Regions from separate parts of the Mus musculus genome. Here regions 1, 2, 3, 4 and 6 are each linked to region 5. Evidence: chromatin loops called from intact Hi-C (ENCODE). Cell type or tissue: left cerebral cortex. All regions are shown on one strand.

The links. Peaks named below come from ENCODE experiments on the same cell type or tissue, not always from the same donor. Only the 100,000 strongest peaks of a DNase experiment are listed, where the experiment ranks them.
Region 1: it touches region 5 in a loop (7-fold over the local background); 15 of 42 quality-filtered maps call a loop at or near these places.
Region 2: a loop joins it to region 5, with 2.2 times the contacts of the local background. A loop is called at or near these places in 3 of 42 quality-filtered maps.
Region 3: it touches region 5 in a loop (4-fold over the local background); 4 of 42 quality-filtered maps call a loop at or near these places.
Region 4: it touches region 5 in a loop (2.7-fold over the local background); 2 of 42 quality-filtered maps call a loop at or near these places.
Region 6: a loop joins it to region 5, with 4 times the contacts of the local background. A loop is called at or near these places in 2 of 42 quality-filtered maps.

The regions. Positions count from the first base shown.
Region 1 is chr2:28,409,399-28,414,398 of GRCm38, reverse strand. No RefSeq gene overlaps it. Among named protein-coding and RNA genes, the nearest start is that of Gm13373, 7.2 kb to the right of the region's middle. In left cerebral cortex, a CTCF peak has its summit at 2,231; DNase peaks (open chromatin) are centred at 1,262, 2,162 and 3,011; H3K27ac peaks cover 3,573 bases.
Region 2 is chr2:28,237,279-28,242,278 of GRCm38, reverse strand. No RefSeq gene overlaps it. Among named protein-coding and RNA genes, the nearest start is that of Olfm1, 34 kb to the right of the region's middle. In left cerebral cortex, no CTCF peak of the experiment used is centred here; DNase peaks (open chromatin) are centred at 1,847 and 2,460; H3K27ac peaks cover 1,544 bases.
Region 3 is chr2:28,222,943-28,227,942 of GRCm38, reverse strand. The region is part of intron 5 of Olfm1 (olfactomedin 1); the gene reads right to left. Among named protein-coding and RNA genes, the nearest start is that of Olfm1, 20 kb to the right of the region's middle. In left cerebral cortex, no CTCF peak of the experiment used is centred here; DNase peaks (open chromatin) are centred at 1,813, 2,170 and 2,955; H3K27ac peaks cover 4,762 bases.
Region 4 is chr2:28,064,249-28,069,248 of GRCm38, reverse strand. No RefSeq gene overlaps it. Among named protein-coding and RNA genes, the nearest start is that of Fcnb, 18 kb to the left of the region's middle. In left cerebral cortex, a CTCF peak has its summit at 1,891; DNase peaks (open chromatin) are centred at 537, 1,270, 1,843 and 2,385; H3K27ac peaks cover 2,208 bases.
Region 5 is chr2:28,303,014-28,308,013 of GRCm38, reverse strand. No RefSeq gene overlaps it. Among named protein-coding and RNA genes, the nearest start is that of Gm13373, 99 kb to the left of the region's middle. In left cerebral cortex, a CTCF peak has its summit at 3,099 (motif pointing right); DNase peaks (open chromatin) are centred at 419, 3,127, 3,823 and 4,642; H3K27ac peaks cover 1,996 bases.
Region 6 is chr2:27,923,979-27,928,978 of GRCm38, reverse strand. It overlaps Col5a1 (collagen, type V, alpha 1), which reads right to left. Exons shown (of 66, transcript NM_015734.2): 3 at 724-937. Among named protein-coding and RNA genes, the nearest start is that of Col5a1, 40 kb to the right of the region's middle. In left cerebral cortex, a CTCF peak has its summit at 2,033 (motif pointing left); a DNase peak (open chromatin) is centred at 2,029.

The DNA.
Region 1 (5,000 bases), 110 kb before region 5:
GCCCAAACCTCAATTTCTATTTCTGATGAGATTTCCCTGGCCAGCACCTTAATGAAGCCAGGGCTGCTGGGGCTTCTGGGAAGTGCACATGGGCTTAATTACTCCTGTCTTGCTCTGCTTGGCAAATAGTCCACCTCCCTGGGCTTCCTGTTCTCACACCTCCAACCTTGGATCTAAGCCCAGGTCCTGCCCTGTCCCGGTCCTCCTCTTCGTCCACTGTCCTTCCATTTGTGTGCCAAGCACATAATCTATGTCTACCCAACTATCTAACCCTGCATCATCCTCTGTCTATCCATCCATTCATGCCACCTGGGTGTTCATCCACTCAGTTCCATTCATGGGTGTACCCATCCATATTGTCCATTGTCCACTCATCTGCTACCCACATATTTAGCAATCCATTTACCCATCCATCCATCCATCCATCCATCCATCCACATCATCCATGTACTCATTTATTCATCCATCTGTCCATCCATTTACTCATCCATGCACCCATGCATCCATGCATCCTCTCGTTTATTCTTCCACTCACCCACCATTTACCCATCCTTTATCTATCCATCTATCATCCATCCTTCCACTTATCTATCTACCCACCCAACACATGTATCCATCCATCCATCCAGCCATCCATCCATCCATCCATCCATCCATCAATCTGCTCATCCATCCATGCTCCCATCCACCCACTTGCTACGTATCTAGCCATTTGCATATATCTATATATATCTCTATATATCCACAAGCTATTCATTTAGTCATCCATTCATCCATCCACCCATGTAACCTGCAGCTTGTCCACCATCATCTATCCATCTATCCACAGATCTATCTACCTTGTCACTGACACATCAACTTATTTATCTATCTACTTATCTGTCCATCCATCCATCCACGCATCCATCCTCTTATTTTAGAAACACTTTTCTAAGACTGGCTGGTTGGGAAAAGATCCTAAGGGGTAAAAGCCCTGGGGCTTCAGCTCTCCCATAGGAACAGTCTGCTGAGTGAAAGTGGCTAGGGTCATCCATGTGAGGAAGGATCGACAGAGGGCAGGACAGGGTGTTGGGAGTCAGTGGGACTGTGCCGAGTGTAAGTTTGAATGTAATCTTCCTAGAGGCCAGGGTGGCACTGAGAGGCTGGAAGCTCATCTCTTGTGCCAAACCCATCCTCCCATGGCATCTCCTGATCTGGTGCGGAGGAGATAGCACCAGGAGAAGTCTGCGTCTGCCGCCCACATGGGGGTGGTGCCACCAGCCTTCCCACGAGCCATCTGCCTCGTCCTTTCCTTCCCCAAGCTTGCTGCAGCCCACAGGCTGCCTGGCTCCTGGAACAGTTGCCAGCTGCACATGTGGGCCTGGATTCCTGCCCCATGCTGTGCCCAGCCAGCACTTGCTCTCATGGACTGGTAGGGATTGGGTCTGCCTGGGGGCTGTGGCATGACCATTGTGATACTCCCAAGGCACAGAGCTTTACAGTTACAGGAGCTTTTATGTTCAGTACAGTGGTCAGTTCTTGGGACTGTTTTGAAGATGGCAACTTCGGGGCTCATTGCTGCTTCTGGGAAGTGGAAACTGAGCCCCAGCAGTGGCCACTCCAACGTGGCTCAGATTTGCGGGCAGGGGAAGGGCTGAGATAGTACCTGCAGCAGGTTACCTTCATCCTCGTCCCGCAGGGAGCCCCGGAGGGCAAGAGCTGCACATAGTGAAAGTGCTGGTCACAAGTGGGTGTGGCTTCAGCTTGTGTAGTGTAGTATCCAGGGAGTCTCAGAGGGGGCTCCAGGGGTGACAGTGACCTGTGCACTCTCCCTTACTTTCTTCTGCAGAACATTCTGTGTGTTCTCAAGCTTGCCCTTTGGAAGGCCCTTGCACCTTTGCCGAGGCCCATGGCTTGCCCTGCAAGCTTCTCTGGAGCTCAACTCTGTTTGGCCTTGTCTGGAAGCAGCTTTGGGGCTGCCTCATGTAGCAAAGCTGCCATTTTGGGGACCTGCCCTCAGCTCACCTGGTGGCTTCAACACGTTCCACGTTTTTCTGGAACCCCATGTGTAGCAAATGTGGATAGAAGGTTATTGCAGAGAACGTGGGTTCTAGACCTCACCACTCTGATGTTCTCCAGTGAGCCACCACTGTGCTGACGCTGGAGGTGGGTTTGGATTCACAGTGACTCAGGCCTGGCCTCACCAAGCTGGTCCCCTACTTTGTTCTTGTCACAGGGGCTGTAGGGACCTGGTTTCTTCCCCTAGGGTTGGATTGGAGGATGACATTTTCCTGGTAGAATGCAGTTCTCACCAGATGAGTGGGAGGAGTCAGCCTGGGGCCCTCCCTCTCTCTCTCCCTTCCTCCCTGCTTACCCTAGGCTGATTTAGGGTGGAAGTGCCTTAATGCCTGTGAGCCCTCATTTTCTCTATTCTCTTCTCTGGGTGTTTTCCTGGACAGAACATCTCCTCATAGCCATCTTTGGTCATATTTATTTTATTCTATAGCTTTGATCTATAAAGTGCCCAAGAAACCCTTTCTCAGAAGGTGCTGGCTTCTGCCTTCTCATTAATAGTGAAATTTGGTGTTGAAATATTTCATGGCCTCAAGATACACTTTAAAAAAAAAATCAAGGAATCCCATGGGTTGCATGTTGGCGGCTTGTCTCTACTGGGGCTCATGGTCACTGAGAGGACCATGGGAAGCAGGCTGGGGAGAAGTGGCCTGGCCAGTGACCATAATAGCTACTATGGTATCCTGCAGATACAGGACAAATCCTATCACATTGCAGGCTGTTGAGATGGCTCAGCAGGTGTAGTGGTTTGAATAGGTTTGGCCCCCATAGACTCATGTGTTTGACTGCTTGGCCCAGAGGGAGTAACACTATTAGAAGGTGTGTCCTTGTTGGAATAGGTGTGTCCTTGTTGGAGGAAGTTTGCCATCGTGGGATTGGGCTTTGAGGTCCTATGCTCAAGCTCCACCCAGTACAGGAGTGCTCCTCCACTCAGTGTGGGAGTGCTCCTCCTCCTGGCTGCCTGCTGAGGTCTCTCCCGGTTGTCTTTGGATCAAGATTTAGAACTCTTGGCTCCTCCAGCACCATGTTTGCCTGCACACTGCCATGCTTCCTGCCATGTTGATAATGGACGGAACCTCTGAAACTGTAAGACAGCCCCAATTAAATGTTGTCCTTTTGCCAGGCGTGGTGGCCCACGCCTTTAATCCCAGCACTCGGGAGGCAGAGGTAGCCAGATTTCTGAGTTTGAGGCCAGCCTGGTCTACAAAGTGAGTTCCAGGACAGCCAAGGCTATACAGAGAAGCCCTGTCTTGAAAATACAAAACAAACAAACAAACAAACAAACAAAAAATGTTGTCCTTTTAAGTCTTGCCTTGGTCATTCACAGCAATGAAACCCTAACTAAGACAGCAGGTAAGGGCTGCCAAAACTGTGATTTGAGTTTGACCCCTGGGCATCTTAGTTAAGTTTCTTTAGCTGTGATGAAGACTATGACTGAAAGGAATTCTGGAGAAAAGTGTTTATTTCATTTTACAGCTTATAGTCAACCATGAAGTGAAGTAAGGAGGCAGGAACTGAAGCAGAGGGCATGGAGAAGCGCTGCTTATTGGCTTACCTATGACTTACTCAGTCTGCCTTTTTATACAATGCAGAGCCATCACCTGCCCAGCAGTGACATTGCCTACAGTGGGCTGGACCACCCTACATCAACATCAACCATTAATCAAGATAATTTCCCACAGGCTTGCCTATGGGATGATCTAATAGAGACATTTTTTTGTTTTTGTTTTTGTTTTTGTTTTTTGTTTTTTGTTTTTTTTCGAGACAGGGTTTCTCTGTGTAGCCCTGGCTGTCCTGGAACTCACTTTGTAGACCAGGCTGGCCTCGAACTCAGAAATCCACCTGCCTCTGCCTCCCGAGTGCTGGGATTAAAGGCGTGTGCCACCACGCCCGGCTGATAGAGACATTTTTAAATTGAGGCTATCTTTTCTCAGAGAAACCTAGAGTGTGTCAAACTGATTAAAAACAAGCAAGCAAACACACACACACACACACACACACACACACACACACTCACACACACACACACACACACACACATACACACACATACACACACATACACACACATACACACACATACAGACACACATACAGACACACATACACACACATACACACACATACACACATACACACACACATACACACATACATACACACACATACACACACACACACACACACACACACACACACACACACACACACACATAAACTGCCAACTCTTTTTAAAGGCTGATATGGTACAGTTTCCCTCTCTATATTACAGGTAAGGAAAGTGTGGGCTGGGGCAGGGATCCTGGCAGAGGCTCCGAGTGGAACACCTAAATGCCCCAAGCCTCCCAGGCTGTGCCAGGAGACGGAGGGGACCATGTGACCTGGACAATAGAACCCACTTGAAGAAGCCAAAGTCTAGAGTTGAGCTCAGTTACTATTACTCCCAAACTGTGCTCCTGCCCCAAATCTGTGCCTCAGCAGAATCATGTCCGCCCCACACTCTGAGCCCTGAGGGTCCCTCCAGCACCAGGCTGGTGATTGACACCCCTTCCCTTCCAGCTTGGCTTTTTACAGTCTTGCTAGAGCTTGTCTGAATCTCCAAGAGATGAAATATGGGCCGGGGCTGTTGCTGTGGCAACCATTCATCATTTATGGATGGCCAGAGAGCCCATTTGCTCTTACGTTCAAGAGCAATTTGCTGATTCCTATCTGCTGCTCTTGGGGTGTAGAAGGTCAGGGGCCAGCAGAGGTCTCCTGACCCTGCATAGCATCCTTTACTGTTCTTCAGGACACCAAAAGTCATCTTTTCTGCTTCCTTTCCAAGTGCTTAGTCACATGCTCAAAGCAGACCCAATGCTGACTTGCCGCTGACCTCTCCTCATTTCCCAGGTCCTGCATGCCCCATTCCACCATACAGGTTGATTTGCAAGCCTGCATGTGTTCCTGGC
Region 2 (5,000 bases), 66 kb after region 5:
TGGCGATGAGTCACCATCCTGTCATCCTCTTCGGCCTTTGCTTCTCAGAAAAGCCCACCACTTCCCTTGCTTGTCCCAGAGACCGCCCAGCAGCCTGGGGACATTTAGACCGTAAGTCAAGCGTTTTATATCCAGAAAGAGAGAAGGCGGCTTCCCTGAACTCATCGCTCTGATTTATAAAGTCAGCGAATTCTGCGCAGCTCACGGTGGCCAGTGTTTTATGTTGCCCTTTTATATGCACAATCCATTTTACGACTTGTTTAAGAAAGAGACAGGAAAATGCATGCCTTTCCTGTGTAGAAAATCGGCAGGCCCAGCGTCTCCAATCAATAAAATCACATTCTGCTGACTTTGAGCAGGAAGCTGAAATGTCTTTGCAGGGGGTGTACTCCAGCTGTGGGCGGGGTAGCCAGAGGGTTCTTGGCTTTGATGTTGATTTATTGAAAAAACAAACAAACAAACAAATAGATCTGGCGCAATGCGCGCATGGTGCAGGCAGGGTGGGGCTCACACTCCTGGAGAGATTCTGGGGAACAGAGCAAGTCTGCCAGTGCTGTTTCCCAGTGTGAGTTACGGCCTTGCAAGGAAACAGTGGGCAGAGGCTCCAAGCCACCCAGATTTATACACTGTAGAGTTTGTGGTTTGTGAGGAGGTGGGAGGGCACCCAACGCTGTCATGTGTGCACCTTACAAATTTTCTTTGCAGTCTGTATTTCTCTTGTCTTCTGGTCACTCTATGTCCCAATGATAGTTTTATATGAGCACACTGGAAGGTATCAGGTGTATACCCATATGTGTAGACATGTCTGAGACATAATCAAATTCCTTTCTCACAGGGCCTTTGTACCTTGGGCATGTGGCATTGGGCATACAGTATGGTACAGCTAGACTCTGAGACCTGAGGGAGTTAGGTAGGTCAGGCAGGTGTGTTGAAGATGCAGCCCTGATTTGGACCCCAAGGCCCCGAGCTTATCCAAGCCATCAGAAACAGTGGGTAGAACAACGCAGGGAGGGGTCCAGGCAGGATCTGCCTCTGCTTCCCCACCCTTCCCTGCAGACTACAAACCTCAACAAGAGGAATAACTGCAGTCTACCACTTGGCCCCCTGAACTGGGGCCACCACTGGCCATGCAAGATGTGATTTAGGCTTTGACAGCTGCTCCCTGTCTCTGGCCAGAGTAGCTCCTCTGATCTTTCACTGTCAGGACTATGGAACCCAGGATTGGAGTTGTTGCACCCACACACAGCAGTTAGCCAACTGTCTGTGACTTGGCCTACAGCCTTGAAGCCAACCAAGGGTCATGATAGTTTTGCCCATCCCACCTGGAAACTGTTCTTGTCCCTGAACTCGTGGTCCTTTGGTGCTCTGCTGTGGAGATTCTCAAACTAACACTGCTGTGCTCCCAAACACCCTCCTCCACTTGCCCACAGATCTGGCTTCTCCAATCCCCTGCCTCCACCTGCCCACAGATCTGGCTTCCCCATTCCCCTGGCTTTTTGTGGACCCTCCCCTCAGCCTGCATCTCCTTCACTTGTACTAAGATGCCACTGTGGCTCCCAAGGTCCCTCAAGGTCCTCCAAATCCTCCTGAGGCCCCCTCCCTTGCCCTTTCTCAAAACCTTTGTGTTTCCTTCCGAGTTTTGGGATCCTTCTTGCATGATCTTGGCCACTCAGGTTGTTGTGTTCATCCTACCTTGAGCCTGTGTTCTCACCTTGACCCCACCTCCCTCTTCCTTTCTGCCTTTGGTTGATCTCCATGGCTTATCCAGGTTTCTCTGCTGACTGCCTGGGAGCAGCCCAGTGCTCCTGGACATGTCCCCTCCTCCCTGCTTCTCATCCTGCTTGACTGGCAGCTTGAAGCACCACCCTCTGCGCACACTTTCCCTCCCTCGAGTCCCAGACACAGCATCCCCAGGCAGAAGGAGACTGCCTTTCCTCTACATATCTCTGGCTCTTTCGGTCTCTTTTCCCTTTCTTTTTTTTGTTTTGTTTTTGTTTTTGTTTTTTCGAGGCAGGGTTTCTCTGTGTAGCCCTGGCTGTCCTGGAACTCACTTTGTAGACCAAGCTGGCCTCGAACTCTTTTCCCTTTCTTACCACCAAGTTCTTTCTTTGCCCCTTCTTTAGACTCAGCTTCTGTACTATCTACCCTGTGAGCACTTGGGAGGTGGGGGGCTCAGTTCTCCTGGAACCATGGGACCGATCAATCAGGGTGGGGGAATAGGAGATATCAGCAGCCATGCCAGGAAAGCCCAGAGCAGCAGCCAGGAAAGCTGCATGGAGAAGCTCGGCTTATGAATGTTGTTTTTGAAACAACCAGTTGCATCTAATCGAATAATGGTTCCTGAAACTCACAGCTAATTTGTTTCCAGGATCAACCTTTCAAGCTTGCTCCAGTTGGGATCTGTTTGCTGCCTCTCGGTGTCTGCACATGTCGGTCGCCTTAGCTCCTCATCCCACTTTGCCTGCTCTGAATAATTCACACATACCAAATTGCTTCTCGCTCCTGCTGCTGAAGCCTGGCGAGAGAGCTGAGTGGGGTGGGTTGGGGCCAGGAGAAGACTTTCTTCTACCTTCTTTGACCAGGGGCTCTGGGCCATCTGAAGCTAGAGCAAAAGGCAAGAGGCTTGGGAGCCGTGGGGGAGCCTCTGTGCATTCTTTGCCTTGACCCAATGTTCTCTTCCCACAGGTACAGAGGATGCATACAAGGAATACAGCCTTGTCTGGCGACATTGGCTCCTCAGAGGGTTAAGACTGGAGCATTTGCAAGCTTGAGGTCAGCCTGGGTTACATATGAGTTCAAAGTCAACCTGAACAGCTCACAGAGACCCAGTCTCAAGCTAAATAGAAATGAGCTAGGGATGTGATCTGCAGTACAGCAAGCAGAGCCCCTCAGCAGCCCTTGGTGTGTCTGACAGACCTCCCAGGAGAGGACAAGAGCCAGAACCTCAGTATCTTGTGCCTCAAGGGAGGACAAGCTCTTCCTGGCTCCCCTCAAGTTGAGCGCACAGTGGGTGTCTCTCCAGCTCTAGACATGTCTGTTAAGCTGTAGTGAAGGTTCTGGAAGCCAAGTGTAAACTCCTGCTGGATTTCAGTCTTCCCAGTGGGAAGCAGTAGTCCTCTTCTTCTCTTGTGTACCCAGTGGCTACTCATCCTCCATCTGTCCTCCTAGTCAGAGGTTGTCAGCTGGGGCCCCACAGCATTCCAGAGCAACTTCACTCCTTGGCTTTCTATTGGCCATTCTGATATGAGTGGCGGAAATCTCACAGCAGCCCAGTATGTTCTGCAGGGTGTGAACAGTCCAATGCCCAGGGTACCCTGGGGGTACTCATGAGAGTCTACTACCAGAGTGACACCTCTGTATGGTGGTGTTTGTGTTTATGTGGTGCTGGCCTTACATGGCCATGGTTCTAAAGCAAGCATGGAGTGCAGAGCAGGTGCCTGGCATCCTTCCAGGAAAGACATAGTAACTCAGGTGTGGCGGGACATGTGCGGAAAAACGAAGTCCTCATGGGTGCCTGTCTCCCCTGTAGCTCCAGACCTCACTGTGGGGGGAACGTGGACTCTACTAATGGGTTGGCTGTACTGAGCCCCCCCCGCCCCCATGCCAGGACTACTATGGGCCCCTGGGAGAGTTGAGGACCAGGAGGGAATTTCTGACTTCTGCTGGGTGGACATCAACATCTGTAGGGGGACGGGCACATCCAGCCACCATCGGGTGGCTGGGTTAGGAGGTGATTGATGGGCAGTGGTCTGGGCGCCTGGAGACTCGTGTTCCCACGAAGGCTGGAAGTGAGGGATCTGACAGCCGAGTTTTCCTTTCCCACCCCTTGCTTTGGGACTCCACAATAGTGCCATTGCTTTGGCAGAAAGGCAGATTCACCCATCAGGATAGCTGGGTAAGTAAGTCTCTGTGTCCACATGCAGACTTAATTTTCTAATGTGAGGAAAGTGGGGGATGTTTATCAATGGGTAAGATATTGAGTGCCAGAGGCTCAGTCCAATGCCACGCATTGTGATTGGCAAAGAGGAAAGGGATAGCAGGTAGCCAGGCCATCCTGCCCAGTCCCTCTGCGTTGGGCATTCGAACCTACTGTGAGTAGGTTCTATCTACCTCTGCCATCCCCACCCTGTCCTGGAGATCCCAAGAGGCATCCTGGGCCAGTCTCTGAGTTATCACTTGCCGAAGGGTTGGCCCAAGTACTCCTTAGGAGGGTCTCTGAGTGAGTCCTTACAAATCTTACTGAATAGGTTGCACTCAGGGTTTCAGACAGGTCAGCGTGTAGTTGGGGCTGTTCGGTTCTGCAAGCATCCTCCACCCAAGTCAGTGCCCCAGGCCCTCATGCCTACGATGTTCCTTTTAAAAGATCCTGATGGAGAGTAAAAAATTATTTAAGCCCCTAGACCAAATGTGTCCAAAATAGCCCCATTGTTTCAGGATGTCAGGTGTTTGAGGGTTTTGCCAGGTGTTTGTGGTTTGTGTGTCTATATAAACCCCTTACCCCTTGAGCTCATTGTCGACTCCTCTACCCCTGCATGGGATACAAGTCGTCTCCAGTGCACTGATCTTTCTCGAATAAACCTCTTGCAGTTTGCATCAAGACCGTTTCTCGTGAGTGATTTGGAGTGTCACCTCTCCTGAGTCAGAACATGGGGGAGTCCTCACGTTGTGGGTCTTTCACTTTCTGCTTCCTTCATGGAAGGAGGTTCCCTGGGATATCTGTATTGGTGAGGGGTTGCAGGTGTGTGTGTGTGCGTGTGTGTGCAGGAGAGTAAGGAGGGAGGGTAAGGAAAATTATCATTAGGCAACTGGACCTCCATTTTAGGACTGATAAGGACCGGAAGAGGCTGCCTAGGTGTCTCTTGTTACACCACACTTTTATAGCAGTGAGCAGTCTTCATAGCCAATACTGTCAAACTGACTCTCACTATCTTGCCAGGGTAGTCAGGGCCAGTGGATCTAGGAGTTCTCTGAAGACAGGGCCAGTTCTGTCCCCAGCCTCC
Region 3 (5,000 bases), 80 kb after region 5:
GCCTTTGGTTTCTAATGAGATTAAAAACACCGACAGCAACAACAGCGTCTCTGTCTGAGGCTGTTGCTATCCTGAGTCCATCCCTCAACAATATGGGTCATGGATTAAAATGGAGATATCAACCCCTAGGTCTCTCGGGGCAAAGCTACCCACCCCCTACTCCCTCACTGGGCTGCCTCCTAGGATGGAGAGTTCTCTATCTCTCTGCAGCCTCTGCTTTAACCTCCCTCTACAGCCCTCCCTGTCCACCTGTGAAGCAAGCCCCTCCTTTGTGCTTTGGAATGGGCTCTCCACAGCAGGAAGCTAGTGATTGGTTTCTGTGTTTCTTCGGTCTAGTGTATAACAAGATGATACCAGTATCCAATTTCTAAGGATTTTTAAGTGGTCTCTTCTCCATATACTGGCAAATCAGTCACAGGACCCAATTGCTTTCTGAAGACACAGACTGGGTTACATTAAGGAAGTAGGCTCCAGAGGCCAAATATTCAACTACAGGCTATGGAGGCTGCTTGAGACATGGGCCATTCTACAGAAGAGAGCCACATGGCTTAAAGCCTAGAGCCTCATGGGGAGAAGCCCCATTTCCAAAGGGCTGCTCTTCCCCTCAGTGTTGTGAGCTCCGCTCTGAAATGCCTTTGTTTTCTGTCCTTTTCAAGGCTAGTGTTGTCTCTTGGAAGTGACTCCAGAGGCAGTTGCTGGCTCCCAGAGACATGGCTCTCATGTCCTCTAGAAGGATTAATGGTTCTTTCCAACTAGACTCAAGGATGCTCGGCTAAAGGTGAAGGGCAGAGTGGAGGGTGTCAGGGTACCTACACCATTTGGCTTTATTTAGAGGACACAAGTGTCGTCAGAGGAGCCTACGCGCCAGTGGAGCTGCCTTTGATGCAGGACAGCTGCTTAGGAATAGAGGGGACCAGTGGGCAAAGAGCTACCCCACCTTCACTCTTCTGGTCCTGATTTCTGTCTCTCAGTAGCTGACCCTGAGAATTTTGGCATAACTGACCAGACCACCTTAAAAAAGAGATATACACACTTCTTTTTCTAAGTAAGTTCACAAGTGAGACTGTTAAAATGGCTCGTGAACACGCCTCAAATCTAACTCCACTGTGACCGATGTCTGAGCCTTTGCTCCATGCCTTTGATCCATGCCTTTGCTCTCATATTACCCTTCTCAGGCTGCAGAGCGGACCTGTAAAAAGTCTGCTTGTCAGGGAATGAACTCTATGGCCAAGAAAAAGCTGTAGGTCGACATATACTAACGTCAAAACTTAGTTAATAGATTTAGTAGTTTCTAAGTCCCCACATCACATCTGTAGCTGGTGCCCAGGTACACAGGAGCATCCTTCTAACATCTGTGCTTGATTCTGCATGACTCTTATTTTTCTGCCTCAGAATGAACTTGCTCACTTTGCATCTGTCTTACCTCATTCTCTCCTTTGATGGATGTCAAGGGCTTGCCTGCTTGGAGGTCCCCGAGGCTTTGCGGGGCTCCCTGAGCTCTTCTGTACACATTATAGCTCTGCTTTAAGTCGCCCCATGTTCAGACATGAAAATGGAGGCCACCTAACCAAGTTTAGTTCCTTTTCAGCTGGGAGGGGGACCAGGACAGAGCTGCCAGGGCTCTACACAGCATCTTATGGTGCAGTGAAGGTGTTGGGTGATGCTATTTAAGGGACCGTCTTGCTAACAGGGCTTTAGTTTTGCTCTTCTCTCTGGCTTGGCAAGCATCTGACAAGTGTCCTCCTGAAACCGCTAGCATCAAGGAATTCAGCCTTGGAAACCATGTTTTAAAGGGAGCAGTTAGTGAAGGGGTGGAGAGAACCCCAGTGGGAGGCTGGGAGGAAGTGGCGGGATGCCAGACACCCCAGGAATGTCCCAGTCCCTACTCCCACTGAGAAAGGATTAGAAAGGATGTCTGAGCTGCCAGCAGACAGAGCTGCAGGCACCAGTAGATCTGTGTAATCTAAAGCATTCTGGATAATTCCACCCTCTGTTCTAAGGATCATCTGCTGGTTTTGATGCTGTTTAGATGAGAGGAAAGAGCCTTTGCGCACAGAGCTAAGTGAGGGTTTGAGGAATATGCCACCCTTTTGAACATGAGCCTCCTGGGGCAGTGGGTACAAGCCCCCTCTCTGATGTCTTGTGTAAGCTATACTGGACTCCTGAGGTGGCAAGCCAGTTGGAAGCAGAAAGGGAGGTGGGTGGGACACAACTCTGTCAGAGTGTCTCAGTCCAAGCAGACTGTGAGCCTGAGAATCCAGAAGGAGATCTCTGGAACTCTAGGGACCTGGAGGTGTGGTAGAGAGGTAGGGACTCATGCATCCCGCACACAAGAAATACAGCTCGCACCCACTTCTAATGTTGGGGACTGAGGGTCTGTGGCTCACTGCTGAGTAAGGTTCCTTTGCATAGCACGTTACATAGTTGGTGTTTGTTAGAGGGGAGCCCATGCAAAGGTGTCCCAAGCTCATTTTGCTCTAACAGTTTACACAGAGGCAGTGGGGACTGAGCTGGCTCAGCACGAGGCCCTCAGTACACACACTGATGTGGGGCTCTGCAGCTTCCTGAGGTCTTCTCCTGGGTCCCATGCAGTCCTCCCCTCCATTTCACCCCACCCTCCACGGGGGCCTGCTCTAAAGCCAACATCAATTTCTCTTTCTTTCTCTTTTTTCTTTGCATGTGTGTGGCGAGTTATTGGTCTCCCGTGTGTATGTGATCAAAAGTAAATGGGAGATTGGAAGAAAGCAAGCAAAACAAACACTGCTGGTGTTGATCAATGGTTGAACAAGGCGACATGTCACTTAGCAGGCCGGGAGCACGTGGTTCAGAGTGCTTAGAGCCCAACATGCCCAGAGCAGCACCCAATACTGTGTGCCTGCTGCCAGCCAGCATCCAGCTGCTTCCCTGCTGTCAGCCCTCATGAAGTCCCCTCCTCCTTCTAGCCACTGCCTGCCACCAGAGCCTCCTCTGCCGGAAGGCAGTCACGAAGCAGAAAATAGATACTTAATTGTCACAGCACCCATGGGTGTCCTGACAAGTTTGTGAGCCTACACCCTTGCTATGCCTTATATCCTAGACACTGAGGCACACATATGTAATGTCAGAAGGCTCCAGACTTGGGTACCTCTCTTGGCCTTGGCTAGCCAGGGTGGAGTTGATGGTGGGGAGAGGTCCTTAGTGGGTGGCATCAGGAGCCTCAGTCCAGAATCTCACAGATTCAGTGACACCAGGCACCAGCCTCTGAGGACCATGGGTAGGACCTGGCCCATTTGTATGAGTAGTGGTTAACAGTTTCTCAGAAGCCTGGAAGGAGGTACTGGTGCTAGAAGGTGTATAGAGACCAGTGTGTGTGTGTGTGTGTGTGTGTGTGTGTGTGTGTGTGTGTGTGTGTGTGTGTGTGTGTATTTGGTGTGTGTGTGTGTGTGTGTGTGTGTGTGTGTGTGTGTGTGTGTGTGTGTGTGTGTGTGTGTGTATGTATGGGCACAGAGGTAACTATATCATTCTCTGCAATCCAGAGCTGGTAACTAGACATGACATGGTTGGGGCAGAGCCTGGCATGCTGGCCTGGACTTTCTAGGCATCTTCTGTCTTGGCCCTCTTTCTCCTCATCATAGCATCCACATCTATAGCAAGAGGGTGTTCCTAACCAAACTGTGAGCAGAGGTAACTTTTTCTGACAAGATGTGGGTACAATCAAAACCTAAGTGTCCCAGTTAGCACTAATTGTCAACTTGCCCTAACCTGAAATCAGCTGAATAAAGAGTCTCAGTGGAGTAACTGTCTTTATTAGGTTGACATATGAGCATGCCTGGAAGGGACCGTTTTGATTGCCTTGACTAACAGAAGGGCTCATCTCACTGTGGGCGGCACTATCCCCTGTGCAGTGGTTCTGAGCTATGTTATAAAGCTAGCTAAGCATAAGCCATCGTTAGCATCCTTCATGGTTCCTGCTGTTATTTCTTGCCCATGTGTGAGTTCCTTCGTCAGAAGTGATGCTTAGAAGAATAGCAAATAGGTTTACCTTTCAGGTCCTTTCTTGAGTTCCTGCCCTGACTGCCCCCAGGAATGCACGTGACCAGGAAGTATAACACAAAAAACCAACCTTTTCTTCCTAAGTTGCTTTCTGTCAAAGTGTTTTATCACAAGCAACAGAAAATAAACTAGAAGGCTGAGAAACTATATACCGCCATGATCCAGAAAACAGTGTGAGAACAACTTATGCTCACACAGCCCTGACCCTACTGTATCTTCTGGGCAGCCCGGCCAGCCCTCCCAAGCTGTCTGTCATGTGGAAGAGCTGGGCCCTTGGTGGCACTGGTCTATAAAGCCATGTCTAGAGGGTCTTTTGCCCACCCCCAGTTGCCTCCTGGTTCCAGTTCTGCCTAGCCTTGTTCTGCCTGCCATGGGGAGATGTGAGAAAGGCTTAGAGCATCTTGGATTTCAGGCTGCTTCCTCTGGGCCCAGGGAGGAACAACCAGTTCTGAGTGTGGCTGTCCACTCTCCTGCAAACCTCTGATGAGAAGAGCGTTTGGGAGAAGCACCCAGACCCCAGGAGGCTCATCCTGTTTGCAGTGATTAGCACTGGATGGCATCAAAGGATTCACAGAAGCATGGCTTCTCTTCCATCTCTGTTGGAGTTTCCTAGAGACCCTGACTGCTCCTTAAGCCCTCCTCCATCCAAGAGGCCTCCCAGCCTGACTCCCCATGCCCAGTTCCCAAAAGGCTGAGACCACAGCCCAGTTCCAAGGAAGGAGAAATAGGCCAAAAAAAAAAAGGGCTGCTGGCTCATTTTTCTTTTCTGAGGTTTGCCCACGGGGGAAACACCCAGGAAAAAGGAACCCAGCCTCTTCTCGGAATCAAAAGGGAACACAGAGCTTCTATCAGCCATGAAAGGAATGGCAAATGAGTACAAATCAGCTGTCATTAAAACAAGAAAGGCCTAATAGATTCCATCCCTGAAGCAGAGACTGTGATGGGAACCGCCCGGAGCGGTCAGCACG
Region 4 (5,000 bases), 240 kb after region 5:
ACCTCAAGTCCTTTATCTTGGCTGCCAACCTGAGCAAACCCCTTTCTGCAGCCTAGTGTGTGGCTTTGGACACCCTGCTGTGAAGGTGCCTAGGCCCACACAAAGTCCACTTCCTCTGAAAATGCAGAGTCTCCTTTGTGGGAAGGCCCTACATGTCTAGAGGGATGGTCCTGCCTCTCTTCACAATGCGGCCAAGTCGTCTGTGCCTGTGGGCTGCAAAGCCTTGGTGGATATGGGTCATGGGGAGCTGAGAGGCCCATGGTCTGGGTGGACAAGACACACAGCTGGCAGCATCTCAGTTCTTATTGTGAAATATGGCGACTCTCCCTTTAATCCCACTTAGGGGTTAGGACTCCATACCACAGGATTGTAAAGCTCCTTGAGTCCTAGCCACCAACTTGGGACAGATGGGTTTTCAGATGGTCCCTAGTGCTGTTGCCTTACTGGCTGGGACTCCTGACACATGGTGAGGTGGGTGGTGGGTAGGAGGGACAGAGTCTCTGCACAGCTCCAGGAATCACATCATCGGTCGCCTCCCACCCATATGTTGCAGGCCGCCGAGTCGCTATGACAATGACAACAGCATAAGTAGCTCAGAGCCACTAAAGAATAGCTGAGGAGCCCAGTGGAGGCTGCACTGGCACGAAGCCCAGAGAGCTCCAGGCCTGCTCAGAGGGGTGCGCGGCTCCTCCACCCGGTATCCTCCCTGTTGCCGCCCTCTCAGATGCAGTGCATTTGAACAAAGCACCTGCCACTCTGGGATAGACACAAACTCACTCTTGCTGGTGCCTGGGCATGGTCAGAGCAGGACACAGCAAGGAGAGTAGGCCCAACATGGAGTCCTCTCCCCCAGCCTCACCCAAGCTCCCCAAGATAGTCCTCAAGTCAGTGGGATGTGTGCCCTGCCTCTCTGTGTATCTACTGCCCTGAGGCCATCTCCCTGAGATGATCCAGGCTCAGGCAGGAGGAAGTGTGTGTGGTGTGTGTGTGTTTGTGTGTGTGTGTGTGTGTGTGTGTGTGTGTGTGTGTGTAGTGTGTATAGGTCAGAGGACAAACTCAGGTGTTGTTCTTTGGAGTCCCCCCCCTTTTTTTTTTGAGAAATTTTCATTTTCCCTCACTGGCCTGGAATATGCTGTGGTGGTTAGAATATGCTTGGCTCATGAGAAGGGGCACTACTGGGGGTGTGGCCTTGTAGTAGGTGTGGCCTTGTTGGAGGAAGTGTGTCACTGTGTAGGCGGGCTCTGAGGGCTCCTAGTGCTCAAGCTTTGCCTAGTGCAAAAGAGAGCTGGCTCCTGCTGGCTGGGTTCCAATCAAGGTGTAGAACTCTCAGCTCCTTCTCTGGTGCCATGTCTACCTGCAGGCTGCCATGCTTCCTGCCTTGATGATAATGAACTGAGATTCTCTCTGAAGCTTTAAACCTAATTAAATGCTTTCCTTTGTAAGAGTTGCCTTGGCCATGGTATCTCCTCAGAGTACTGAAACCCTAAGACATGTGCGTAGTAGGCCTTCTGGCTGGCCAGAGAACTCACAGCCAGCACTGGAATCACAAGTGTGCACCACCATGCCTGGCTACACGTTTCTGGGAACAGGATTCAAGTCCCTCCGGCTTGTGTGACAACACTTTAGCTACCTCCCAGCCTAGAGGGATTTCACAGCAAGGCCGAGTCACTACATTAAAAAAGCTGGCTACCTACAGCCATTTAAAACTTTCTCTCTCACTCTTTTAAGGATCTGGAAATGTGTGGGCATTTTCCATGACAGAAAGCCCTTGGTCTCCTGTAGCCTTCAGCTGGCTTTGTTCCTGCTTGCCAACTGCTAAGCTCTTTTTTTCCTTGTAACACCTAGCCAGGCCGCCAAGAAAAAGAAACACATTCTGTTAGAATCCTGTTTTCCCAGCTCTCCCCTGGGGGCCATAAAGGATGTTCCACGCATCCGCCCTCAAAGTTGTTGCAGGCAACACATTGATCAGAAACGAGGCTTCTGCCACGCAGCCCACTATCAGCACTGAGGTTTGCGCTGTAGATTTAAAGCAAAAAGAGATCCATTATGGATTCCTCCATGAATAGCAAGAGAGCATATGGGTATTGTGACAGAAACCTCAGGTCAACATTGCATTGCCCCTGGTACTGCTGTGAAGCCTGGCAGAGTGTCTTGGGATTTTCTACATAGCACAAAAGACTCAGGGGCGGGTAAGTGTCGGCTGACCATCTGAAAACTGAACAACCATAGGGGCTCCATCTACTGCCTGCCTGATGGGTTTAGAAATGTGTCCTTCCCACAGGAAGAGGACTAAAGATCAAAGTGAGCACATAGCATTGCTCTGTATGTAAACATCTCCCACAGACACTGTTGGCCAGAAAGTCCCCTGGCATGATGGGAGCGGGGGTTCTATAAAGTTACAGCCTCTTCCCTGTAGGTGGGTGCTCTGGGTGTGGACTGGAAAACGAACTGTCTATATTTGCACTCAAACTGTGAAGTGCAGGGGCTGGAGAGATGGCTCCACGGGTGATGTGCTTGCTGGGTAAGCAGGAGGCCCTGAGTCAAGTTCCCAGCATCCATGTAAGATTCAGCCATGATGATGTGTGCTTGCAGTGACAGTGCTGAGGAGGCAGAGGCAAGAGGCCCTCCTGGCGCTCTTGACCAGCCAGTCTAGCTGAAAGAGCAAGCAGCAAGCTCCAGGGACCGTGAGAGATCCAGTCTCAAAAAGTAAGGTGGGGAACAAAGGAAGACATCTAACATTGGCTTCTGATCTTCTCATGTGCACATTTCAGCAAATGCACAAGCACACAAATGTGCACACACATGCATAGAACACACACACACACACACACACACACACACACACACACACACACACACAGAAACGCACCCAAGTCTGAGAGGTGGGGAGGGCATCCTGACTCTGGAAGATTGTTTGGAGAAACTTAGGCCAAGCTGGTTAAAAAATAATCAGCTCATACTTCTGCCCTGCTAAGTTTCCAGTTGGAAAGTTTGTTGGGTGCTGCTGTAAAATGCCCTCTTGTCTCGGGAAGAGCATGTGCAGAGGACTCACAGAAGCAGGACACTTCCTCAGGACTCTCAGGAGGGCTTGGTGCCTGTGGGTGCTCCCAGAGCCTGTGGTATGTACAAGAGGTTTAATTTGTGTAATTTGTGGGGAAGAAAAGAGAAGTCGGGGACCTGTCCTGGAGGATGGAGGAAGGGAGATCAGGTTTGGGGTCTTCATTTCTGTTGCTAATCATTGGGCCACCGTGCTCCCTCCTGAGGCTCCCTGGTGATGGTCCATTTCAGATAGAATTAGATTAGAGAAAGGAGAAGCCAAGGGATGGGAAAGTGGTCCACATATCAGCACATTGCCACAGCAGAAATGATGAGGCAGGAGGCAGCGGACAGAGTGAGAAGAAGCCAGCTAGTGAGTTATCTCCATCAATGGTGGACTCTAAAGTGCCTCACAGCACACAGGTGTGCCTCTCTCCTGGGGTCTTGCTAACACTGCCATGGATCAGTCCATTCCTTACTCTTCTTCTTACTGTGCCAAGATACCTGACTTGAGGATGTGAGGATACAGTCCATTATGCTGGCAAGTCTGGGCAGCAAGACAAGCTGGAGGCCGTGGCTGCAAGAACATGGGGCTGCTTATTGGTGTCTGGATGGATCTGGAAGCCAAGGAAAGGAAGCAAGAAGCAGGCAAGCTACACAGCCCCAAGGCCTTTGGGACTGGGTAACAGCTCAGCACTGAAGAATATTCATTGCTCTTCCAAAGGACCAAGGTTCAATTCCCAGAACCTACATGGTGGTCCCTAACCATCCATAATTCCAGTCCCAGGGGATATGGTGCCCTCTTCCGGCCGCAAGCACACACATGCAAAACATTCATGGACATAAAATAAACAAATCTTTTACAAATTTTAAAACAAGCAAGCAACGCAAAGCCCAAGACCTGCCTCCAGCAATCAACTTACCCTTGAGTTTCACAATCTATAAAACTTTGAACCTTTTAAAATTGTACCCAGTCAAGCATTAAGCTGACAAAGGACACTTGTAGTACTTTTTATCAATCCTCCTCAGACACAGAGTCATTGGATGGGTGTCATGCTTTAGATGTTAAATGTCTCCCACAAGCCCACGAGTGTAAGTCCTGCTGCACAGTGTGGCTCTTTTAAGAAGCAGGGTCTACCTGGCATTAAAAAAAAAATTGCTGGATATGTGCCCTTTAAGTGTTCTGTGGGACTCCTTCTCTTTCATATTCCCGTTGTAGTTTGTCAAGAGAACCTCACTCACAAAGACCACAGAGACCACCATCGTTGTGAACCGCATGAGGATTTTTTTTATTGACCCAACATGTTGGGGACTCCCCTCTCAGCACGCAGGCCAGAGGAGAGACCCAGAACAAAGAAAGAACACACGTTTTCTACCTTTGTAAAGACCAGATATCAGTACCAGGGTTGTTGGCTTATTTTAATTGGTATAGCCAATAATTTTTTCAGGCATTGCTTAGTTTGTCTCAGAATTCAGTGTGGGGTGGGGCAGGGGAGTTGTTAATCTTGCTCTGGCAGTTGCAAGCTTAGTCATTTTGACCGTTAAAACTATGTTTCTATCTTTGTTTAGTCAGCCAGCTTCTTTATCTGGCTCTGCACTTGGCCTGCTAGTACAGTTTGGAAGGTCTTTTTGAAGCGGGAAGGTACTGGGTGGTCTTGAATTCATTCTGGATATCACATTCCCTGATCATAATGTAAGTGGCTTGCTGACCCACACATGCCTACTAGGTCACCATGTGCCCAACTGAACCACAGACTGGAGTTTCTAAATCTATTAGCTCAAATAAGCCTTTCCTATAGAAGTGGAAGGTAGCCAGCAAGGTAGCCTATCACCTCACAGCAGTTAATGGTCTCTGATCTTTTATTATAATGATGGAAAACCAGTTTGCACAAACCAGCCAGAGAACCTATGGTTTGGAGAAGAGGTAGCACATGGGACCAGGGAGAGAATGGGTGGGAAAGAAC
Region 5 (5,000 bases):
TATGGAGCTCTCAGCTGCTGCTCCGATGCCTGTCTGCACGCTGCCATACTCCCTGCCATGATGATAATGGACTAAATAAATCTCTGAAACTGTATGCTAACTCCTAATCAAACACTCTTTGTAAGAGTTGCCTTGGCCATGGTGTCCCCTCCCAGCAGTAGAACAGTGGCTAAAGCACACTGTTCTCCCAGCTGCCCCAGCTCTGCCCACCCTGCCACTTGGATCAGGAAACTGAGTCTCAGGTGCACCGAGAAGCTGACATGGCCGAGCACCACTGTCACCCAAATGCCAAGCTGGCCCAAGGGTCCCAGGCAGAGAATCTCTGAGTTCAGACCCTCAGGCTTCAGAGACTCTTTACTCCAACAGGGGCCAAGGCTCAGTGACAACATGCTGTGGGCAGGGACTCAGGCAGCAGGCACCTGGTCTGTTGTTGGTGGGATGTGTACCTAAACTAAAGCTAGAGGCAGACCATCTGTTACCTGTCACTCCAGTCCCAGGGACAGCAGAGCCAAGTGCAGTTGCTTACCATGAGTCCCAAAGCTGTGCTCACACCAAAACCAGGACCCAGTGCCTCTAACCTGCGGGATGTTTTCTGAAAGCTAATATCTTTTCCCGAAATCAGGATAGCATACATACACATCACTCATACACACATAAACACACACACATACACACATTCTCTAGCCCATTGGAAATTTGGAGACACTATGGCCAAGTTATAACAGCCTTCTAAACACCAACAGAAAAAACAGAAATGAAGTCACACACAGCCTGCTGTGGGGTGAATCGTGATTCTTGGAATGGCGCTGGGGCCACCTATACGGGCAGGGACAGTACCTGAGCGCCAGAAGCTTCCCAGGCAGTCTGGGGAGTGCATGTCAGAATAGCACAGTGTAGCAACAGCCAGAGGCTCTGTGGGAATGCCTGATTGGAGTCAGACTGGAGGACACTTGGGTAGTGCCCAGAGATACGCCCAGAGAGCTAGATGTCCTGGTGAGAGAGCGGGGAGGGCACAAGCAGACCTACATGGGGCATAAGGAGGACACCTCTGAGGGCCGGGACACACAACATGGTAGGTCTTGGTATCAAGTTTAGATCCTAGTGAAGCAAGGTCCCAGGTTTGAATGAATGCAAGGAAGTGGATGAAGTGTCTCAGGAGTCTGTGACCCTGGCCCCGACCCCTCGGGTGGGAGCCACAGATCTCAGGCTTCTACGTTTTCCCAGCAAGATTCCATGGAGGTAGAAAGGGCAGTGGGGACCCCAAATAAGGCCATTCTAGGCTGCTCATCCATTGGTTAACTTATTAAAATTGGCCATAGTGTTCAGTTAGAGCCCCAGCTGACTAGAAGCTTCACTGGCTGCCTTTGGGGTATTAAGTGCCCCATTGCTAGGGGAGTTCAAGTGAATTATGCATGTGTTATGGGATTGGAAAAAAGACAGGAACTTCAAGGATCCTCAGTGTAATGCCATGACGTTTAGACATATCCCGTTTCCCCAGCGTGGTACTGCAGGATCATTGCCAACATGGGTACCTACCTGCCTTGGGAGCCTAGGTCCCCCTCCCTGGCTCCACCCCACCCCCACCGCCATCTACCTCCTGATTGAGGCTTATCTATTAACCAATTCTTTAGTCGTGCTCCAAGTCTCCATAGAGCCCCAGGGTCATCAACCCAGGGACTGTACCTGACTGCAGCCAGGTACCCAGCTGCTTCAACATTTCTATCTCTCAGGAAGAAGTAGAAACTCAGCAGGGAGTCTTAAAAAAAAAACAAGTGATCATGCTAGGCTTTCTACTGGGGTCTGCTGGGCATGTCAACTGGCTTCTGACACCTAAGATGGAGGACCCCCAAACTGGACAAGGAATAACAGCAGGGCCTGGAGTGGGGGGAAATACACATGCCCAGTAGGAGGGATGACGTACCAGATCCTCAAGACCTCCTGTGGGCACCTGGAAACCTGCGGTAGTGGGTGCTGGCCTATGAAGCTGGATGAGTGAGTGGATGGATGATTGACAGCTGTCAGGAAACAGACCATCTAGAAGGGATGAGGACTGCACTGTGGACATCTGTGAGTAGCAGGGCAGAGTGGAGTCTGGTGTCCCAGGGGCTGTCACACTGGCTGAGGAGAGGATCAGCTCAACCTAGCTTTATGGAGACAAGATGGCCTTGGAGGATCAATCAGGTAGAGGCTGATGAAAGGAGGCCCATTACGTGCTGGTCTGGTCATGAGTCTCTAAGCCAGCAGTTCTCAACCTGTGGGTCGTGACATCTTGTGGGGAGGGGACAAACGACACTTTCACAGGGGTCACATATCAGATATCCATCGAATCAGATAATTTACATTACGATCATAACAGCAGCAAAATTACAGTTATGAACTCACAGCATTAGGAAGGTCGAGAATTGCTGCTCTAAGGCAGGCGTGGCAGAAGCAAGGCAATAGGAAGCCACAGCAGATGATGCCTGAGTGGCCCAGAGCCTGGGCTCAACTTTGGGTTCAAGTCTTATGGGCTCCATGCTCTTCCCTCACATCCACCTGCAAGTTGTATATGCCTGTGCACGTGTTTTGTTAATGTGAGTGCATGTGTGCCTGTGCCTGTGTGTGTTCATATGGGGGCCAGAGATGGATAGTAGTAGATGTTAGACATCTAATGTTCTCATTATCCTTCTTATTATTTTGTTAGCTGGTCTTTGGTTCTTAGAAAAAGCATTGTCAGCCCAGATAAAAATCTTTCACTTAAATTTGCGACTTGGGTCTGTCCTAACTCAGAATCCAGGCACACTCAGATTTTAGGGTGAGGAAGCTACTGGAGGTGGCAGGCACCTGTCCTAAGTGACAGTGGTCCAGTACCTATTGTAGGCGACAGTGTTTTCCTAACTCACCAATGAGACAGACAAACCTACAGAGGTTTGTCTGAGGCAGATAGATCCCCTTTGGCTGGCTGGATCTGCTTCTTCCTTCATATAGGGATCCCCCTACATCTTAGAGTGGGCATAGGGAACAGGAACAGGGGACAGGGGACAGGGGCAGGACAACACCTTCCTTTACAGCTCTCCCACATCAGGGTAGGCTGGACTCTGGACTCAGAGTACCTATGCTTCTCCAGCAGGGGTCGCCCCTGAGACCGGGAACCCATACAGGGCACTAAAGCAGACTCCTCTGTTCTGAGTCTCCAGGCTTCAAGGTGAGATGGAGTGGGGGACACCATTCCAGAATTCTATGAAGCTCACTCTTTCTGGGAAAACCACCTCGACCCCCAATCTGGGAAGGGCCTCACCCTCAGCCTCTGTGTACCAAGAAGGAGAAGAGGCCAGCCAGGAAGAGATACCCTTCCTGGGTGACTCTCAGGCTCCACCACCTTACACTTTTTCTTGCTGTTAGAACTCAGGAAGAGGCCACCTCACCATCCTTGAGGTCATGAACTATGAGGAGGATCCAATGAGGCAGGACAAAGGGGGCCATGCAAAGGACCCCCCAGAAGTTCTGCCCTGGATCCCAAGGCGCCATCAAAGATGGCTTCTTTCACGTTCACTGCTTGTGGGCACACTGTGGCTCTTCGGCCCGTGCCTGTTCCGAGTCAGGCAATGGCACTGGAGACCTCAGAAGAGCCTGGCTGCAACTGGGCAGCACTGGTTGGTCAAGAGGCCCTACAGAGGCTCATGCAGAACCATGCTGCCGGGGGGGGGGGGGGGGCGGCTGGCTGGGAGGCAGCTTGTTCTGCAGCCTGAGACCAACATTATATATTTAGGCAGAGTAGGTGGCTGCCTACTTGGTGTGATTTCACAGGCTCTGGGGGGCCCCTTCCAAACCCCAAAATACCTCCTCCACCTGCTTCCTGCTGTAGCGGTCCCTGATAAGAACAGCTTTCTATTCCCGAGTTAGAAAGCAGGCTAGCAGCCCCGTGCTGCAGTTGACTGTTGTTGAATCAGGTGTATGTTGGATCTGAGGCCTGGTGAGGAAAGGCCTAGCGTGGACTTCCAAGGCCCTTGTGTCTCCAGGAACCATTGGTAGCCAGGCCTCTGATTCTTAATTGTGGATCCAGGCACTTTGCAAAAGTTAGGGATGCTGTAGGAGTCTTCCACATATCTGTATTGGTGACAACAGTGCCAGAGACTTAGGAGATGGACAGTCTCATGCATTCATGCATTCATGCATTCATTGTTGTGTACTGTGACATGCAGAGAGAGGACAGATGTCCCCAAGGCATATGTATAACCAAACTTAGCTGACAGAGCAGAGCATTTCGAGTTGAGGCTTTGTAGGCAGATAGGCGTTCACTAGGCAATGGGAAGAGATGATGTCCCCATGCAGTAAGATGGGCTTGTGGGATGGCTCAAGGCAGCCTGGGGTTAGTACCTCAGAGGATCAAGAGTAGCTAAGAGGAAAGCCAGCAAGACAGACAGACAGACAGACAGACACACACACACACACACACACACACACACACACACACACACACACAAAGCAGGCAGGAGCCAGCCTTCTATGTTCAGCCAGTCCATATGACAGCATCTAGATGTACAGGTTAGGAAGTTCTACGGCTCACAGAAGGATCCCCAGAGTGTGAGGCATGGCCCCAGAGTGGAGGAAGGTTGGCGGCTAGGACCGTAGACTCCAGCTGACCCCTCTCTCTCACCTTAGCTTCCTTATCAGAAGGCCAGGCTAGGATTCCAGCCTCCTCGGAGAGGTCAAGTAACAGGCTTTGCTAGCCCTCATTGTTGGCATCATGTAGCCAGTGAGCAAGCTGTTTCATCCCTCAGGCACACATGAGAAGACATCTAGCTTTGCAAAGTATGGAAATCTTCTCTTTACAGTTTCCAGTCTTATTCACCACTGTAAATTCTACAATTGTCATTTTTCTGTGCCTTCAATGTTAACAAGATTTGTCTATGCTAGTGGGATTGTGCTTCACTGATGGCATGCCTAATCAACAGAGCCTATACTGGCTGTGTAGTACAATGGCAAGGTAAGTGTTGTCAACTTGACAGAATCTAGAATCA
Region 6 (5,000 bases), 380 kb after region 5:
GTAGGCCTGGTACGTACAGTGAACGGGGCCAGACTCTAGGAAGAGCGCTTGTAACACAGGTACTTCTGGGGAACAGATGTAACTTACAGGAGATCCCACTGTTCTCCAGTCCCCTCAGATCCTCAAAGCCAGATTTCTCATCTCTAAGATGCAAATCCCGTGAGCTCCTTGGGAGAGGTGAGCATGAGGACTTAGCGTGGGTTCAGCCATTGAAAGAAGTCATACGGAGGCTGTGGTCACAGTCACATTATAACTCTTTACATGGGATGTTATCTCTGACCACTGTGGGCTAGATGTGATGGCTCGATACAGAGTCTTGCTAGAAAACCCAGAAGCCATAGCCTGTGGTCCCCAGGGATGCCACCAGCAGAATTCTGAAGATAGGTCTTTGTTTTCCCTCACTCACACAGAGACTGTCCAAATCCAAAAAGGAAGTCCCTTTGGGAACAGGTGAGCAAGGCCATGTCCTCTGCCCCTTCTGATCTAGGGCCAGCACAGGGCACACATGGTGCATTTTACAGGACAGCAGGGCTAGGGAATAGCAAAGGTCCCCTAGAGTTTTAGAGAAGAGAAGAAACAAGCCCAAGCCTTTGAACTCCATGTCCAGCGCCCCACCACCTGGTACCCTGCAGGTGAGCATCATAAACCATCTACTATCGGGCTAGCTGCCGCCGCACTCTATCTGGCCAGCAGCTCCATCCCCTACCTCAGTGGGATACTTACTTGCCATCGGACAAGTTGATGCCAGGGAAAAGCGGATACTCTTCAGGCCCGGGCTTCCCTGTGTGGTCCTCATAGAGGAAGACAGGGGAGCGGCCCAGCTCCAGCCCCAACTGCTGGATGCCCTGCTCATTGTAAATGGAGACTAGGAAGGCCTGGCTGCCTTTCTTGGCTTTCACGGTTGTCAGGATGGAGAAGTCCTCGGGAAAACCAGACTCTGGAACAGAAGACAGGATGAGAAGGCCATAGGAGAACCCAGACCCTGGCCAGCTATGGCAAGCTGAGACTGATCTGGCAAACTCTGCTGTGGGTGGCACTCCTCTTCAGCTTATCCGCCCTAAGATCAAACCTCTACAGCCTCCTCCACCACCAGGGTTCAAGCTGGCCGTTCAAGGCACAATCAAAACACAAGTTTCTCTAGGAAGGCCCTTCCGGTGAGGACCCCACAACACCCTCTCCTTGGCTGCGAGCTGCACCTCTGTGCATCTGCTTATGAGTCCTACTAGGGACCCACTGGACTCAGCAGCTTAAGGGGGACCTTTGAGTCTCCAGCTGCATCAAAGGCTAAATATACTGTGTGCCTCATCCAGTGTCGATCACAAGGGATGTGAGGAGTGGAGGAGAGAGGAGTGGGAGACAGACTTGAGCTCGTCTTGACTCACATGGTCTGAGGATTCCTTGTCAATAAGCTCATCAAAGAAAAATCAGAAGCAAATTTTAAAAATACTCCCAATTTAAAATTTTAAGAAAAACAAATATCTAGTATGTTGAACAGGAAAGCCTGTGCCTTTCAAAACAGGAAGCCCCTTTTTTGAGTACCTAAACTCACTCCTAGCCCTGAGAGCACCTAAACCCACCCTCAGCTGGAGCTCAGTGAGCCCTTGGCTGCCCCCTCCCCATGGAGCCTGATGGAAATGTCAACTATCCTCCTATGATTGAAGTTTTGCCACCAACTGCCTGGGTCTGATAGGATGTAAGCCACACAGTTACTTAATGTGAAGGAATGCGATCTAGAAATATTCCTTCCTTCCCCCACCCATGGATAGGGCACCTCTCAGATCCCTCAATGGGTAACACCCAGCAAGGAACTGGCAGAAACAGACTGACGAAGCACCAGGTAGTGAGGTACCACCAAGCCACACTGTTTCCTCTGTAGATGCTGGGAGTCTGAGTTACGGGCTGGGATGAGGCAGGAGTGTCTGGCTATTCCATTTTCTCCTTTAGAGTTGGAACAAGGTCAGCCACTTGGCCCAGTAGGCCACTAGTCACTGCTGTAGCAGGCTTTGTCACAGTTTCCTTGCAAAGCTATCCAAGGGTGCCCTCTGTTGTTGGAACTGCAGGCTGCAGGTACAATGCTGGGGAAAATCAAGATGTCCTAGATCTGGGGTTGGGGGCTGGGGGTTGGGGCACAAACAGGACATAACGACTTAACTGCTCTTCCCTCCCGTTTCTGATATAGGGCACAGGCAGAGAGAGCTAATGGAGGCTGTGGTCGCTTCTGACAGGGAAACTGCAGATCCCAGGGGTGGCACAGGGTATGGTGGGATAGGAAGCCAGTGGAAGAACTATCCCATAGGGTCACGACCTCTCATCAAGGTCAAGGGGACCTCAGACTCTGATGTGGGATAGCCACGTGTCCTAGCCCAAGTCAGGAGCCCAAAGAGGCTGGGTGTGCAGGGGCCTGTTTGTGTGCTGGGCATCACCAGCTCCCCTGGGCTCAGAGTGACAATTTCAGGCTGCTCTGATAGCTGGTAATGATGGCCATGCACCTACTTGAGGTAGTTGGGGAAAAAAGGACTCCACTGGGGGACCTGCTTAGCCTGCTTTCAAGTTCCAGACGGGAAGCTTCTTGGAAGGGGACATGCGAGCCTGCACTGTCTTGTCACCCTGGGTGCCACACTGCACCCTCTACTAGGCAGGGGTGTGAAGGAAAACAGAGGTCTCCACCTTCACTGGTGTTGATGGGCACTGAGAACTGCTGTGCCTACCCAATTGAAGGCCCCAGTTAGCCCTGCCAGTGGCTGGGCGCTGTACCTGTAGGACGTGGACACCAGAGCGGACCCTACAGCAGCCGGGAGGTCACTGTCTGCATTCAGGGTGGACCATGCGGTCATTATCCAGTCTCTGTGCCCACCCTGACTCTGTGTCATTGACTGAAAGGATGAGACGCATGGCACATGAGAGAGTCCTCTTCCTCCATCATGATCTATGGTGGAGGGCAGCCAGCCCATCTCTCCCAGCTCATTAAAATGCCCCTCCTCAATGTTTAAAATCACTATGGTAACAAATTTTCTCAGCTCAGACAAAACTTGGAAAAGATGAATTATGTTGAACATTAATCTCTCTCCTAGCAAAATAACAATGGATTTATAGTCCCTTTAAGAAGGTCTCTCTTCACTACGACAGGAGCTGACACTGTACGCCAAGCTTCCGGGTAGTCTGGAGAAGTGCATGTGCGGTCTGGTGCCTCCTGACTGATCTCACTCAGAAAAGCCACCACAGTGGAGGGCCAGCAGCTCCGCTCATGGGGTATCCTCCCTCTTCCCACCAACACCCAAGGGCCCCGGTCCACGGCGGGGATACAGTAGGCAGCTAATAAATGCAGCTGCCATGGAATTGACTCTCCCAGAGAATCTCACATACTACCATATGGGCAGGATGGCCACAGCCTCTCAGAGAAGACACAGTTCTGCTCACTGAAGGAATGCAGTACCTCTGACCTGCTGCTGTATTCTTACACCATCCTGGGGCCCCGTATCCCATGGTCCAGCCCAGGCAGCCGCACCCTGCTTCCCATGCATGGCCTTTGTCTAGGGCCAGCATTCTGAGATGTAATTTATCCTGTGGTCTGCAGTGGACTGGTTGGACCCAGGGCCTCTGGTCAGTAAGGATAGGAGGGAGCAATAGGGGTAGCTGGTCAGGGGCTGCTCCTGGAGCTAGCTGAAGACTTGGGATCCTGGAGTAAAGATGGAGCCCTGGAAATGGGGGGATAAGGAGAAGAGCTCCTGGCCAATCCACCCTATCTAGTTCTGAGTGAGCCAGAAATCTCAGGTACCTCCTCAGAGAAGGATGCTGAGGAGAACAGAGGGGAGACCTCAGTCCTCAGTGGAAGAATGGTGGGGACTGGTTCTCCACACACAAGGTGAGGCCAGGGGTCAGGCCTTAGTGTCAGTCAGGAGACCATTACAAGCAGCTGGTGCTAGCTGGGTAGACATAGGAGCAATAAAGCAGTATACAGGGAAGTCCAGGACCGTCTTCATGCATGGCCTGCTAGTTTCTTTTAGATATGGCGCCCACCCTGTGGGGGAGAATGGCCAGATCTTATGCCATGAACAAGCTAGCCCAGCCATCTAAAGACCCAGATCCACACAGCCCATGAAGGAAAGATTATGCTGCTCACTAGGATAAGGCTGTCTTGGGAGATCAGCCCATAACCAAGGGCATCATTGAGCAAGCACTAAGACAATTCCAGACATCTATTCATGCTCTACCCAATCCAGTCTTGCTGCGGTTGCCTGGAGCCCTCGGGCCTCCTAGTGCAGCTACCACAGACAGCCTCCCCACCCTGGTGTAGCCAAGGAGCTCCTGCACTCTGGAAGAAGGCACACAGTAGCTAGCAGCCACCCTCATTCTTACCTAGGCTGCTGCAATGGCTGGCATGTAGCCACGTGAGTCCTGTGGAAGACATCCCACAAGGTCTGACCTGTTTCCTAAGCACTTGCCAATCAGAAAGCCTGCAGTACCTTCCAGGATTTTCCAGGGTCAATCACCTACTCTGAGGTATACAGCCTCAGACACCAGATGATGGATAATGCTGACCCTGGAACAGCTTTTCCAGACTGACCCATGGGACCTGAGGAGATGACACCACAGAAACTCCTCTGCAGAGACTCCGAAGCCACCTTGGCTGCACTGGCCACTGTCAGACAATCAGTGATTGACCCGGTGTCCCCCACACCCTAGCTACAGCAATTCTGATTATCTAATCAAGTTACTAATTTGAGGACAGTTGAAAACAAAACCAAAAGCTTCCCAGGACTGGGGCTGGGACTCGGTTGTCAGAGTACTTCCTGAACCCATATGGAGCTCTGAGCTTGATCGCCAAAACCACATAAATTTCATACTGATGCATGCCTGCACTCTTAGGGCAAAAAAAAAAAAAAAGGTGGATTCAAAATAATTGGAAGTTCAGGGTCATCCTTAACTGTAAAGCAAAATCTAAGGCTAGTCTAGAACAGCTGAGACCGTGCCAAAAACAAATACAGTAAAGGCCCACGGTT